Regions from separate parts of the Homo sapiens genome. Here region 1 is linked to region 2. Evidence: read pairs that join two places in POLR2A ChIA-PET (ENCODE). Cell type or tissue: GM12878. All regions are shown on one strand.

The links. ChIA-PET counts read pairs that join two places held together with the same protein. Peaks named below come from ENCODE experiments on the same cell type or tissue, not always from the same donor. Only the 100,000 strongest peaks of a DNase experiment are listed, where the experiment ranks them.
Region 1: POLR2A ChIA-PET joins it to region 2 with 11 read pairs; 3 of 35 experiments call an interaction of 5 or more read pairs at or near these places.

Annotation. Positions count from the first base shown.
Region 1 is chr19:17,031,286-17,039,285 of GRCh38, forward strand. No RefSeq gene overlaps it. Among named protein-coding and RNA genes, the nearest start is that of CPAMD8, 8.5 kb to the left of the region's middle. In GM12878, no CTCF peak of the experiment used is centred here; no DNase peak of the experiment used is centred here.
Region 2 is chr19:16,774,661-16,782,660 of GRCh38, forward strand. It overlaps NWD1 (NACHT and WD repeat domain containing 1), which reads left to right. Exons shown (of 19, transcript NM_001007525.5): 12 at 4,683-4,805. Among named protein-coding and RNA genes, the nearest start is that of SIN3B, 51 kb to the right of the region's middle. In GM12878, a CTCF peak has its summit at 4,329 (motif pointing right); a DNase peak (open chromatin) is centred at 4,361.

The DNA.
Region 1 (8,000 bases), 260 kb after region 2:
TAGCTGGGTGTCATGGCAGGCACCTGTAATCCCAGCTGCTTGGGAGGCTGAGGCATGAGAATCACTTGAACCCGGAAGGTGAAGGTTGCAGTGAGCCAAGAATGGGCCACTGCACTCCAGCTTGGGCAACAGAGCCAGACCCTGTCTCAAAAAGAAAAAAATGCCTAATCTAAAATGCACTTTCCAAAACGGTCAGTGCAAGAAATGTTCCAGATTTTTAATTTTTCAGATTTGGGGATATTTGCATTATACTTACTGGTAGAGTATCGTGTGTGTGTGTGTGTGTGTGTGTGTGTGTGTGTGTGTGTGTGTGTGTGTAGTCTGGCTCTGTTGCCTGGGCTGGAGTGCAATGGTGCGATCTTGACTCACTGCAACCTTCACCTCCTGGGTTCAAGCAATCCTCCCACCTCAGCCTCCCAAGTAGCTGGGACTACAGGCACATGCCACCACATCAAGCTAATTTTTGTATTTTTATAGAGACAGGGTTTCACCGTGTTGCCCAGCTGGTGTCAAACTTCTGAGCTGAAGTGATCCACCTGCCTCAGCCTCTCAAAGTGCTGGGATTACAGGCATGAGCCATCATGCCCAGAGTATCTTTAATCTGAAAATCTGAAATCTGAAATGTTTTGGTGAGTGTTTCCTTTGAGCGTCATGTTGGCGCTGAAAATTTTTAAATTTTGGAGCATTTGTGGAATTTGGATTTTCAGATTAGAGATGCTCAACGTGTATTAAAAATATGGCTGGGCGAGGTGGCTCAAGCCTGTAATCCCAGCACTTGGGGAGGCCAAAGAGGGCAGATCACTTGAGACCAGGAGTTCGAGACCAGTCTGACCAAGATAGTGAAACCCCATCTCTCCTAAAAATACAAGAAATTAGCCAGGGGTGGTGGTGCATGCCTGTAATCTCAACTACTTGGGAAGTTGAGGCAAGGGAATCACTTGAACCCAGGAGGCAGAAGTTGCAGTGAACTGAGATCATGCCACTGCACTCCAGTCCGAACGACAGAGTGAGACTGTCTCAAATAAAATAAATAAATAAATAAATAGCAAAGGCGCTGAAAGTACTCAAAACTCATCACTTCGTCTTCATTTTACTACATTTTACAATTCTCTGTACTCTTGAGGTTATGCATGGTGAAAATACTCCATAATAACACAGATCTCTTCCTAACTCTATGTTTAGTCACTTCACGCCAGTAGGTTGAAATTACCCATGGGCGGAGTACAGTCACTTCCACTTTATCACTTGTTTTGAAAGCACAAATGTGTTCCGACATGATGGATGCATTAGGAATGATTTGAGCATAAAATCAAATATTGTGTTCACTTATGTAAGATTTTTGTCTGCAAGAAACATTGGGTATGAATGCAGAAAACTGCACCTGGCTGACCCCAGCCACGTAGGAATACACAAAAACCACACCTGCACCCTCTCCAGCATCTCTGTGCTCCCTCAGTGCCTTGCTGTGTGCCAGGAGCCACATCTGTCCCTGTCTGAGGTTACAATATCCCGCCTGATTTCAGATGATCTCCTCCCAGACCTTCACAGTAACTCACAGGCTGCCACCTCCCCATGCCCAGGTCCACAAATGAGCCTTCAGTCTTTCCAAGGCTGATACTGTATTTGTGTATTTTTTTTCTTTTCTTTTCTTTTCTTTTTTTTTTTTTTTTTTGAGATGGGTTCTCACTCTCTTGTCCAAGCTGGAGTGTAACGGCACAATCAGGGCTCACTGCTGCTTCAACCTCCTGGGCTCAAGTGATCCTCCCGCCTCAGCCTCCCGAGTAGCTGAGACCACAGGCATGTACCACCATGCCTGGCTAATTTTTTTGTATTTTTAGTAGAGACAGGGTTTTGCCATCTCACTCAGGCTAGTCTCCAACTTCTGGACTCAAGCGACCCACCCGCCTTGGCCTCCCAAAGTGCTGGGATTATACAGGCGTGAGGCATCGCGCCCGGCCATATTCTTGAAATTCTTAACCATTTGACATTTGTACAATGTCACTACCATTTTTAGTAGGTGCCTATTTTTTTTTTAGGTGTCATTGGTGACATTTGGATGGTTGTGCCCTGACCCGTTTTCCCATGAGCCCTGTGGTTTGATTGTGTGAATTTGCAGCGTGAGGTCATTTTTAGGAATGGCCCTGTTGTGTGAGGGCGGAACTGGCTGCATTAGCCCCATGGTAAGTGGTTGTCAAACATCTCCAAACATGCCTAGGATGAGCAGCTTTGCAGTTTGGATGGGGGACGAGGAAGACCGCAAAGACTGTCCTGTTGTCAATGGGCGTTTTTCTTTTTTTTTCTTTTCTTTTTTTTTTTTTTTTTGAGATGGAGTCTCACCCTGTTGCCCAAGCTGGAGTGCAGTGGCGCGATCTCGGCTCACTGCCAACCTCTGCCACCCGGGTTCAAGTGATTCTCGTGCCTCAGCCTCCCGAGTAGCTGGGATTACAGGCACATGCCACCACGCCCAGCTAATCCAGCTAATTTTTTTGTTTTTTTTTAGTAGAGATGGGGTTCCACCATGTTGGCCAGGCTGTTCTTGAACTCCTGACCTCGAGTGATCTGCCCATCTCGGCCTCCCAAAGTGCTGGGATTACAGGCATGAGCCACTGCGCCTGGCCCAATGGGCGTTTTTCTCCCACTTAGCCAGCATGTGCCTGTGCCTGCCAGGTGCCCAGGAGATTGGATGTCAGGACTGAAGACAGACAGACAGCCTGATGGCCTGCAGTGATCTGGGTCTTCTAGCACAGTGCCCCTGACAGGGTTCCTAGGGCCAGAGGGAGATCAGGCCATGCCTGTCCAGGACATTTCGTATAAATGGAATCATACACTATGTGTGCTTTTGTGTCTGCCTTCTCTCACCCAGCATCATTTTTTGTTTGTTTGTTTTTTTAAGATGGAGTCTTGCTCCATTGCCCAGGTTGGAGTGCAGTGGCGCAATCTCGGCTCACTGCAACCTCCGTCTCCCAGGTTCAAGCGATTCTTCTGCCTCAGCCTCCCAAGTAGCTGGGACTACAGGCATACACCGCCATGTCCAGCTAATTTTTTGTATTTTTAGTAGAGAGAGGGTTTCACTGTGTTGCCCAGGCTGGTCTTGAACTCCTGATCTCAGGTGATCCACTCACCTCAGCCTCCCAAAGTGCTGGGATTACACGCATGAGCCTCTGCGCCCAGCCAAAATATGCAATGACACCTACCAGGAGTGAGGCAGGAATGATTTTCTTAATAACATGTTTATTATTCTTTTCTCCCCCTTGCTTTATTGTCAGAATACGATATATAATACATAGAACATACAAAATATGCGTTAATTGATCGTTTATGTTATCTGTTGACTTCTGGTCAACAGTAGGCTATTAATAGTTAAGTTTTGGGGGAGTCAAAAGTTATGCACAGATTTTCAACTGCCAGGAGGCTCAGCACCCCAACCCCATTGTTCTTCAGGGCCAACTATACATCTGTTTAGAAAAACAAAAATGTACACTGAAGCACAAAAATTGGGCCAGGCACAGTGGCTCACACCTATAATCTCAGCACCTTGGGAGGTCGAAGTGGGAGGATCACTTGAGGTCAGGAGTTCAAGACCAGCCTGGGTATTATAGTGAGACTTCATCTCTACAAAAAATTAAAAAATTTGGCCAGATGCGGTGGCTCACCCTTGCAATCCTAGCACTTTGGGAGGCCAAGACAGGCAGATCACTTGAGGTCAGGAGTTCGAGATCAGCCTGGCCAACTTGGCGAAATCCCGTCTCTACCAAAAATACAAAAATTACCCGGGTTGGTGGCAGGAGCCTGTAATCCCAGCTACTTGGGAGGCTGAGGCAGGAGAATCTCTTGAACCTAGGAGGCGGGGTTGCAGTGAGTCAAGATCGCGCCACTGCACTCCAGCCTGGGTGAGAGACTCCATCTCGAAAAAAAAGAAAAAGAAAAGAAAAATTAGCTGTGTGTGGTGGCTGAGTGGCCTCCAAAGGTGGCTTTTAGGGGGACATCTGGGATCTGCCCCAGCAAGTCCCAGCTATTCAAGAGGCTGAGGCAGGAGGATTGCTTGAGCCTAGGATTTGAAGCTGCAGTGAGCTATGATTGCACCACTACACTCCAGCCTGGATGACAGAGCAAGACTCTGTCTTAAAAAAAAAAAAAAAAAAAAAGCCGGCGCCGTGGCTCACACCTGTAATCCCAGCACTTTGGGAGGCCGAGGCGGGTGGATCTTCTGAGGTCGGGAGTTCGAGACCAGCCTGACCAACATGGAGAAACCCCGTCTCTACTGAAAATACAAAATTAGCCGGGCATGGTGGCGGCGCATACCTATAATCCCAGCTACTCAGGAAGGCTGAGGCAGGAGAATCGCTTGGACCTGGGAGGCAGAGGTTGCGATGAGCCGAGATCGCGCCACTGCACTCCAGCCTGGGCAACAAGAGCAAAACTCGGTCTCAGAAAAAGAAAAAAAAAGGATGGGGCAGGATAACAGGATGCAGGCCTGGGACTTTCCATGGAGGAAGAGGCCTCAGAAAGGTCTATGTCTGGGACAAGGCGACCTGAAGTGCCCTTGGGCTTAACCTCTTGGACTCAGCCCTCTCTGGGGTTTGGAGATGCCAGCTGCCCCAAAAACCGCTCCGAGCACAAGCAATGTGCCACACAGCCCTGTGGCAGGAAGGAGCTCGTGCCCGCTCCAAGTAGCACCAAGCGTGGAGGAAGGCAAAGGAGACTCGGGCTGCCACAGGCCCTCTCTGGGTGTGGGGACCAGAGATCAAGCCAGGTTCCCATTCTTGCCCTGTGAATCCTGCACTGTGTCCTCAGGGCGGGGAGTGTACGCAGGCCATCGGGGGACAGCACAGGGCAGTTGGTCCCCAGCCGGTGGGGACCAGTGTGTAGGCTCTAGGGTCAGCCTCAGGGTGGCCTTGGGGATGTGCAGCTCCTTGGAGAAGATGAACTCACAGCTGGTCCAAGCTCTGACGTCACTTCCGGGAGGAAGCTTCAGCCTCATAACTCCAGAACCACTTCCCTAAAATCCGAGTTTGCCGAGTTTTTGCTTCAACCATCTTGAGTAGCTTTGTCCTGCCTGGACCCTGAGTCTGAGCAAAGATAATGCCCTGTGATCATCCAGCCCCAGACAGCCTTGAGGCACCACCGCAGCCCCACTGTTCCTGGGGCATGCCCTAGATGTCCCCTGAAGGCTGCCCTCGGAGGTCAGTCAGTGATCCGCCCTCTGCACCAAGAGGGCTTCTTCCCATCTTTCTGGCTCCTTCTGGCAGCTTCACCATGGTGAAGCCCCTTCTGGGGTGCTCCTTCAGCTGGGTGACTGTGCCTCCAAATGCATGCTTGTGAAGTCTGCACCTGCCCAGCTCACCTGGGGTCTGTCTGCACCTGCCCAGATCACCTGGGGAGCCATGTCTCTGTCCACCTTACCTGGAGGCTGTCTCTACCTGAGCTCCTCATCTGGGGGCTGTCCACAACTGCCCACCTCACGCGGGAGCTGTTCACACCTGCCCACCTCACCTGGGGTCTGTCCATACTTGTCCATCTCACCTGGGGGCTGTCCATACCTGCCCACCTCACCTGGTAGCTGTGTCCATACCTGCCCACCTCACCTGGGGGCTGTTCATACCTGCCCATCTCACCTGGCGGCTGTCCACACTTACCCATCTCACCTGGGGACTGGGTCCCTACCTGCCCATCTTACCTGGGGGCTGGCCACACCCGCCCACCTCACCTAGGGTCCATGTACCCACCCACCTCACCTAGGGACTGTCTACACCCGCCCACCTCACCTAGGGACGGTCTACACCCACCCACCTCACCTAGGGACTACACCCACCCACCTCACCTAGGTCCATGCACCCACCCACCTCACCTGGAGGGCCATGTCTCTACCCACCTCATTTGGAGGCTGTCTACACCAGTCCCTGTTGCCTGGGGGCTATGTACACCTCCCCATCCCACCTGAGGACTATGCACCCATCCACCTCACCTAGGATTTACCCACACCCACCTGGGGGCCATGTCCCCACCCACCTCACCTGGGAGCTAACTACACTCGCTCACCTCACTGTGTCCCTACAGGGTGAGCACAGGCGGAGGGCAGGGAGTGGGGCAGGAGTGTCAGGGAGCAGGGCAGGGGTGTGTGCGTCTGTCCGGGAAGAAGGGTGGAGATGCTGCCTGCAGCCCTTTTTACCTGCACCTGAGCCCTCAGTGCAGCTCTGCATCAGACACTCCCAGGGCCCGGGGTCTGGTGACCGGCACCATCTCCTGTCTCTTAGGTGGCATCTCTGCCCAACCATTCCTTCTTAGAGGCTCCTGTGACATGAGAGCAGGAATGGGGCCTGGGACAGCACTGGAATAAGAAAACCGAGGCCCTGGCCAGGTGCGGTGGCTCACACCTGTAATCCCAGCACTTTGAGAGGCCGAGGAGGGAGGATCACTTGAGGTCGGGAATTCAAGACCAGCCTGGCCAACATGGTGAAACCCTGTCTCTACTAAAAATACAAACATTAGCTGGGCGTGATTGTGGGTGCCTGTAATCCCAGCTGCTCAGGAGGCTGAGGCATGAGAATCACTTGAACCCAAGAGGTGGAGGTTGCAGTGAGCCGAGACTGTGCCACTGCACTCCAGCCTGGGCGACAGAGCGAGACTCGGTCAAAAAAAAAAAAAAAAGAAAAAGAAAAAGAAAGAAAGAAAGAAAGAATGGAGGGGCAGGGTGGGAGAGAGAGAGAAAGGAAAAGAAACGAAAAGAATAAGAAAAGAAAAGAAAAGAAAAGAAAAGAAAAGAAAACAAAACTGAGGCCCAGACACGATTCAGCCCCAGTAGGCACCCTGGCAAGCTCTGCCTTCTGGGCAAGCAGGCTGGAAATAAAAGCACCACAGTGAACACCCTGGCCCGCCTCGGCTCCGCCAGCAGCATCTGTCCTGGAGAAGACGCCAGCTCAGTACCAGAAATGTTCCGGACACAACCTGGACCGGGCAGAAGCTGAGGAGCCACCAGGCTGCCAGCAGTTCCAAGCACATGCTAGGGGCTGCGGAGGGGGCTCGCCACCCTCTAACTCCCTGGGGGTGGCCTCGTCCAGCCCCGCAGGAGGCCTCTGTCTATTGGAGCTAAGCCTGGAGACGGCCACTCCGGCCAATGGCCTGTCCAACCCAGGTGTAGACAGCCCCTGAGTGAGGCAAGCAGGCACATGGCCCCCCAGGTGAGCTGAGTGGGTACATGGCCTGCCGAGGTGAGGTAGGCAGGTATAGGTAACCCCCAAATGAAGTAGACAACCCCCAAGATGAAGTGAACAGGTGTAGACAGCCCCTGGTAGACAGGGGCATGGTCCTCCAGATAAGACGGGTAGGTGCATGGCCTCCTAGACGACATAGGTGGTAGACAGCCCCCAGGTGAGGGGGACAGGCATAAATAGCCCCCAAGTGAAGTGGACAGGCATAGAAAACCCCCAGGTGAGGTGGACATGTGTAGAAATCCCCCAGGTGAGGCGGACAGGCGTAGAAATCCCCCAGGTGAGTTGGACAGGCGTGGAAATCTCCCAGGTGAGGTGGACAGGTGTAGAAAGCCCACAGGTGAGGTGGACAGACGTAGAAAGCCCACAGGTGAGGTGGGCAGGCCTAGAAAGCCCCCAGGTGAGGCAGACAGGTGTAGAAATCCCCCAGGTGAGATGGACAGATGTAGAAATCCCCCAGGTGAGATGGACAGATGTAGAAATCCCCCAGGTGAGATGGACAGATGTAGAAATCCCCCAGGTAAGATGGACAGACGTAGAAAGCCCAAAGCTGAGGTGGACAGGTGTAGAAATCCCCCAGCTGAGGCTGACAGGTGTAGAAATCCTACAGGTGAGGCAGACATGTGTAGAAATCCCCCAGGTGAGGAGGACAGTTGTAGAAATCCCCCAAGTGAGGTGGACAGGCATAGAAATCCCCCAGGTGAGGTAGACAGGGACATAGCCCCCAGGTGAGGTGACCACTTCCTTCCCTTCCTTCCTCCCATCACCAAATGTCCACAGACACCGCCCCCA
Region 2 (8,000 bases):
CTTCCATCCACTCACCCACCTACACACCTTTCCTTCCATCCATCCACTCACCCATCCATTCATCCATTCATTCATCCTTCAACCCTTTCTTTCTTCCTTCCTTCCTCTCTTCTATCCACCCATCAGTCATCCACCCCTCTACCCACTTATCCTTCCATTTTCTTCATCTGATCATCTTCCATTCATTCACTTACGCCTCCACCCATCCACACACTTAGCCATTCATCAACTTTCTCACTTCAATTTCATCGAGAAACTGATTCCTCCATCTACCCATCTACCTGCCCATCCATTCACCCACTCACTCATCCAACTAGCCACCTGTCTACCCACTCATTTACCTCCATTCACCCATCTATTTATCTGCCCACCCACAATCTCTCACACTGATTGTGAGACCACTGAGTTCACTTGTGGTTCAAATGTCAGAGCTCCTTACTGTGCCACATGACCTGGCAGTGAGAGCTGCACTCCCCAGGCACATTATTTTCAAAATAGAAATGCTAAGAGACACTAAGTACAATGCATGGAGGAGTTGATTTAGGGGCAGCCACTAGAATGCTGTGTTGAGGATTCTAAGACTGAAGCTAGCTTAGTGGGAAAGAGTGTGTATTTGTTAGAATATAGGCTCAGATGTTGTAAAAAAAAATGGCCAAAATATCAGTGGCTTAAATAAGATAGGAGTTTAATTCTCTCTTTTGAAATAGTTCAAGCAAAAGCAGAGGCAAGAGGGAGTCTTTAGGGTGTCTGGGACCCATACTCTTTCAGTCTGGCGCTCTGCCATTTTCAGTGTAGGGCTGTCCTCGTTGGCCCAATATAGCTGCTCCAACTCCTACCATCAAGATGGCATTCCAGCCAGTGGGGAATAGGAGAAGCAGATGGCAGGCCTCTTCATTTTAAGGGCACGACCTGGAAGCAGAACTAAATATTTCCACTCCTGTCTCATTGGCAAGAACTTGGATATCTCCAACTGTAAGGAAGCCTGGGAAATATGTTTTTATATTTTTATTTTTATTTTTACTTTTTATATGGAGTTTTGTTCTTGTCGCCCAGGCTGGAGTGCAGTGGCGCAATCTCGGCTCACTGCACCTCTGCTTCCCAGATTCAAGCCATTTTCCTGCCTCAGCCTCCCAAGTAGCTGGGATTACAGGCACATGCCACCATGCCTGGCTAATTTTTGTATTCTTGGTAGAGACAGGGTTTCACCATGTTGGCCAGGCTGGTCTCAAACTCCTGACCTCAGGTGATCGCCTACCTTGGCCTCCCAAAGTGCTGGGATTACAGGGTTGAGCCACTGTGCTCAGCCAGGGAAATGTGGTCTTTGTGCGGATAACTATGTACTCAGCTAAAACCTGTAGGCTTTTGGGTTTTATTACTAAAGGTGAGATGATAGAATGACTATGGGGGCACAAATCGCACATAGTGCTGTGATTGATTAATGATGTCTGTCATGGCACAGGCATAGGAAGTTACAGCTTAGCGTGACATTTTTCTCATCTCTGGGGCAGGGAAATGTTCTGTGTTTCAGATCCACTGTGCCCCGCTGTACATCCTCTAGTTCTGTTAAAGTTGAGAAAGTTCTTACCTGTGTGGACTTCAGTTTGTTCATTTTTAATATGAAAAGTATGGCCAGGCATGGTGGCTCACGCCTGTAATCCCAGCGCTTTGGGAGGTTGAGGCAGGTGGATCATGAGATCAGGAGTTCAAGACCAGCCTGGCCTACATGGTGAAACCCTGTCTCTACTAAAAATACAAAAATTAGCCGGGCGTTGTAGCGGACACCTGTAATCCCAGCTACTCTGGAGGCTGAGGCAGGAGAATTGCTTGAAACTGGAAGGCGGAGGTTGCAGTGAGCGGAGATCGTTCCACTGCACTCCAGCCTGGGCGAAAGAGTAAAACTCCGTCTCACAAAAAAAAAAAAAATGAAAAGTATGAGTTAATATTTCCAAGGTCACACAATGAGTGCATAAGAAAAAAAGTAAAAGGGGCTGAGCACAGTGATTTATGCCTATAATCCCAGCTCTTTGGGAGGCCAAGGCAAGAAGATCTCTTGGGCCGAGATGTTCAAGACCAGCCTGGGCAACATAAGGAGACCTTGCCTCTACAAAAAGTTAAAAAAAAAAAAAAAAAAAAAAGCTGGTCATGGTGGTATGTGCCTATAGTCTCAGCTACTCAGGAGGCTAAGATGGGAGAATGGCTTGAGCCCAAGAGTTCGAGGCTGCAGTGAGCTGTGATTGTGGCACTGCACTCCAGCCTGGGTGATAGAGTGAGACCCTATCTGAAAAAAAAAAAGAAGAAGAAAAGGAAGGGAAGGAGAGTGGGGAGGGGAAGGGAGGGAAAGGAGAGGGAAGAGGGAAGGAACTGGAGGGAAGGGAAAGGGAACTGGAGGGAAGAGGGAAGGGAAGGGGAAAGGGGAAGAAAGGGAAGGGGAGGGAAGGGGAAAGGGGAAGAAAGGGAAGGGGAGGGAAGGGGAGGGGAAAGGGGAGGGAAGGGAAGGGGAAGGGAAAGGGGAGGGAAGGGAAGGGGAGGGGAAAGGGGAGGGAAGGGAAGGGGAGGGGAAAGGGAAGGGGAGGGGAGGGAAGGGGAGGGAAGGGGAAGGGAAAGGGGAGGGAAGGGGAGGGGAGGGAAAGGGAGGGAAGAGAAGAGGAGGAAAGGGGAGGGGAAAGAGGAGGGAAGGGAAGGGGAGGGGAAAGAGGAGAGAAGGGGAGGGGAGGGGAAGGGAGGGGAGGGAAGGAGAGGGAAAGGGAGGGAAGGGGAAGGGAAAGGGGAAGGAAGGGAAGGAAAGGGGAGGGAATGGGAGGGGAGGGAAGAGGAGGGAAGGGGAAGGGAAAGGGGAGGAAAGGGAAGGGGAGGGGAGAGGTGAGAAAGGGATGGGAGTGAAGAGGGAGAGAAGGGGAGGGGAAGGAGAGGAGGGGATAGGGGAGGGGAGGGGAAAGTGGAGGGGAGGGGAAAGGGGAGGGAAGTGGAGGGGAAGGGGGAGGGAAGGGGAAGGGAAAGGGGAGAGCAGGGGAAAAAGGAGGGAAGGAGAAAGGGGAGGGAAGGGAAGGGAAGGGGAGGGAAGGGGATGGGAGGGAAAGGAAGGAGAGGGGAGGGAATGAGAGGGTAGGGAAGAGGAGGGAAGGGGAAGGGAAAGGGGAGGGAAGGGAAGGGAAGGGGAGGGAAGGGAAGAGGGAGAGAAGGGGAGGGGAAAGGGAAGGGAAGAGGGGGGAAGGGGAGGGGAGAGGAAAGGGGAAGGAAAGAGAAAGGGGAGGGGAAGGAAAGGAAAGGGAGGGAAGGGAAAGGGAAGGAAAGGAAAGGGAGGGAAGGGAAAGGGAAGGAAATGGAGGAAGGGGGAGGGAAGGGAAAGGGAAGGAAGGGGAGGGAAGGGAAAGGGAGGGAAGGGGAGGAGAAGAAAGGAAAAGAAAACAAATCCCATCTCCTCACTCTCTGTCCCGATGAGGTGGAAACAAAATTCTGTATTCTCAGAGCTTGACGGGCTCTGATTCAGCACCACCCATTTTACACATGTGGAAGAGGCACACAGAAGGAAAAGGACTTCCTTTCTTTACTCCAGGACATTCAGAAAGTTCAGTTTCTTAGTGTCTAGGCCCACGTTTTCTCCAATATATCTTGGCCCTTCTCTCTCTGCAGTGATATTTTAATCAAACTCCACCAGGCAGAGATCCTTGGGGTGTGTTTGCCCAATTCATTGGCAAATATATATTTTTTTTCTTTAGGACATCAGCCCTTGTTTTTCTACACCAGTTGAACTCAGAGATGTCAAAAACATAATCCTCATTCTCAGCCAATATAATTTCTTTCTTTCTTTTCTTTTCTTTCTTCTTCTTCTTCTTCTTTTTTTTTTTTTTGTTGTTGTTGTTGTTGTTGAGACAGAGTCTCCCTCTCTCACCCAGGTTGGAGTGCAGTGGTGTGATCTCAGCTCACTGCAACCTCCACCTCCTGGGCTCAAGTCATTCTCTGGCCTCAGCCTCCCGAGTAGCTGGGATTACAGGTGTGCTTCACTATGCCTGGCTAATTTTTATATTTTTAGTAGAGACTGGGTTTCTCCATGTTGGACAGGCTGGTCTTGAACTCCTGACCTCAAGTGATCCGCCCACCTCGGCCTCCCAAAGTTTGGCCTCCCAAAGTATTGGCCTCCCACAGTGCTGGGTGGCATGAGCCACCGTGCCCGGCCATGGCCAATGTGATTTTGTTTCTGAGTTTTCTTCAACTAAGGCAGGGTTTCTCAGCCATGGCATTGCTGACTTCTGGGGCTGAATCTTTCTCTGGGATGGGGTTGTCATGCGTTGCTGGGTGTTGAACAGCATCCCTGGCCTGCACCCACCAGATGGCAGTACTGTCCTTGAGCATCCTTGTCCCCATTGTGGCACCTCAAGATGTCTCCAGAAACCGATATGTGTCCGCTGGGTGAGCACTGCTAGACTAGACAGACACTTATGACCACACTGTGATGCAGTCCCCTTCCCTACCTAAGAGCGAAGTGAATGTCACAGGCCAGAGTGTGAATCTGTGCATCTGAGTCTGCGAATCTAATCCTTGCTGTGCAGCTTTGGGCAAGGGACCAAATCTCTCTGTGCCTCAGTTGTCTTATCTGTGAAGTGGGGGGCTCATTAGAGGACCCCATAGCTGAATACTTGGACACAGGAACTGAGATCATTGCTGTTGCCTCTGTGTGGCTGCAGGCATCACCGCCATGGCATGGGGTGTGGAGGAGAAGCTGCTGGTGATTGGCACCCAGGATGGCATCATGGCTGTGTGGGACATGGAAGAGCAGCATGTGATCCACATGCTAACTGGACACACAGGTGAGACTTGGGAAGTGGGCTTTGTGGTCAGCTTCCATAGTGAAAAGTTGGTTCTCAGAGCCCCTTCCCCACAGATTCACTTCTCTGTATTGAAACCCTGGCCTTTGTTCCTGCATCACTTAGCTATAGTTGCATAATGAACCATCCCCAAACACAGTAGTTTCAAACAAGCCATTTCTTTTTCTTTTTAAATATGGGATCTCACTGTATTGCCCAGGCTGGAGTGCAGTGGTGTGTTTATAACTCACTGCAGCCTCAAACTCCTGGGCCAAGTGATCCTCCTGCCTCAGCCTCCTGAGTAGCTGGGACTACAAGCACATACCACTATACCCAGCTAATTTTTTAATGTTTTTAGAAATGGGGTCTTGCTATGTTGCCCAGGCTGGTCTGAAACTCTTGGGCTCAAGTGATCCTCCCTCCTTAGCCTACCAAGTAGCTGGGATTACAAATTTGAGCCACAAACAAGCTATTTCTTTAGCTCACTTCCTGTGCATTGGCAATGCAGGCTGGACGCAGCTGGGCAGTTTTCTGCTCTCAGCTGGGCTTGCTCATGTATCTGCAGTCAGTCAGTGGATTATCTAGGAGCTGGCTGAATCTGAATATTTTCAAATGAGGCAACTCAACTTTGCTCCACGTGGTCTGTCATCATTCAGCGTCCTTCAGGTCTCTCATCCCCAGCAAAGGCAAGGTTTCTTTTTTTTTTTTTTTGAGACGGAGTCTTGCTCTGTCGCCCAAGCTAGAGTGCAGTGGTGCAATCTCGGCTCACTGTAAGCTCTGCCTCCCAGGTTCACGCCATTCTCCTGCCTCAGCCTCCCGAGTAGCTGGGACTACAGGCGCCCGCCACCATGCCTGGCTAATTTTTTATATTTTTTAGTAGAGACGGGGTTTCACCGTGTTAGCCAGGATGGTCTCAATCTCCTGACCTTGTGATCCACCCACCTCGTCCTCCCAAAGTGCTGGGATTACAGGCGTGAGCCACCGTGCCCAGCCAAAGGCAGGGTTTCAAGAAAACAAGTAGGCACTCACAGAATCTCTTAAGCCTGGACTTGGAGTTGGCACCTGGTCACATTCACATTCTCTTGACCAAAGGAATTCACAAGAGCAGTCCAGTAGGGAAATAGGCTAAATAGGCTTTCTGCCTTCTTTTCTTTTCTCTTTCCTTTCCTTTCCTTTCTCTTCTCTTTCCTTTTCTTTTTCTCATTCTTTTTTTCTGACAGGGTGTTGCTCTGTTGCCCAAGCTGGAGTGCAGTGGCACAATCTCAGCTCACTGCACTCTCAGCCTCCTGGGCTCAAGCAATCCTCCCATCTCAGCCTCTTGAGTAGCTGGGACTGCAGGCACACACCACCACACCTGGCTGATTTTTGTATTTTTTGGTAGAGACAGGGTCTCACTATGTTGCTGAGGCTGGTCTCAAGCTCCTGAGCTCAAGCAATCCTCTCGCCTTGTCCTTCCAAAGTGCTGAGATTACAGGTGTGAGCCACTACACCCAGCCTAGGCTTCATTTTTTGATGGGAGGAGCTGCAAAGTCACATTGCCAAGGATGTGGATCAGTAAGGGTAAAGAATTGTGGTCCTTTTTGCATTTGTCGACCTCAGATCCTAAGTAAGGTTGTTTATTTCTACATAGTCCCTTAACAGATATGGCTTATTTCTGTAATCAATTGTTGAGTGCCTGCTGAGTACCAGGTCCTGTTCTAGATGCTGAAGAGAGATAGACGAGGGTCGGGACTAGGATGGAAAACTATTCATTCTTGAAGACTAATCTCAAGGGTCCTCCCTTTGGGAGAGATGATTCCCACAGTAGAGTTCATAACTAGCTACCTTGTGCTCTCCTGCAGCTTGATATACATAGGACCACATTGGCTAAGACTACAGTTGGCTGGGCGTGGTGGCTTATCCCAGCACTTTAGGAGGCTGAGGCAGGCAGATCATTTAAGCTCAGGATTTTGAGACCAGCTTGGGCAACATGGTGAACCCACATCTCTACAAAAAATGCAAAAATTAGCCAGGCATGGTGGTGCACACCTTTAGTCCCAGCTACTTGGGAGGCTGGGGCATGAGAATCGCTTGAGCTCAGGAGATTGGGGCTACAGTGAGCTGTGATTACACCACTGTACTCTAGCCTGTGCAACACAGCGAGACCCTATCTCAAAAAAAAAAGCAAGACTACATTTATTTGTTGACCTGAGATCTTATTACTATTGTTTGAGGGCAAGGGTTATGTTTTATTCAACATACTCCATGCTTATTTGTTGAATAAATAAGTTAAAATATCCCATGTGTTTAAAAAATACATTTAACAGAATCAAGTCATCGAAAATTAGCTTTAGAAAGAATCTAATCTAGGCCAGGTGCAGTGGCTCACGCTTGTAATCTCAGCACTTTGGGAGGCCTAGGCGGGTGGATCACAAGGTCAGGAGATCGAGACCATCCTGGCTAACACGGTGAAACCCTGTCTCTACTAAAAATACAAAAAAAATTAGCTGGGCGTGATGGTGGGTGCCTGTAGTCCCAGCTACTCGGGAGGCTGAGGCAGGAGAATGGCATCAACCCAGGAGGTGGTGCTTGCAGTGAGCCGAGATTGCACCACTGCACTCCAGCCTGGGCGACAGAGTGAGACTCTGTCTCAAAAAAAAAAAAAAGAAAAAAAAAAAGAATCTAATCTAACCCTTTTATGTAATTAAGAAAACAGGTTGGGCATTTTATTTAATTAATAAAACAGGACTCACACCTGTAATCCCAGCACTTTGAAGATGGGAGGATCACTTGAGGCCCAGAATTCAAGACCAGCCTGTGCAACATAGCAAGACGTCACCTCTAAAAAAAAAAAAAAAAAAAAAAGTGTTTTAAATTAGCCAGGCATGGTGGTGTGCACCTGAAGTCCCAGCTACGTGAGAGGCTGAGCCAAGAGGATTGCTTGAGTCCAGGAGTTGGAGGCTGCAGTGAGCCATGTTTGCACCACTGTATTCCATCCTGGGCGACAGAGTGAGACCTTGTTTCCAAAAAACCAAACAAACAGAAAAATGGGTGGGGGTGGAGAAGGTCTAAAGAGCTGAATCAAATTTCTATTAGAGATGACATATTCAAATTTTTAAAAAATTTAAAGGGGTGCCCTAAAAGGCTCAATTGACAAGATACATAATATTATGACACAATCTTTTGAAAAATCAAAAGTTTAATTGGCCCTCCATATCT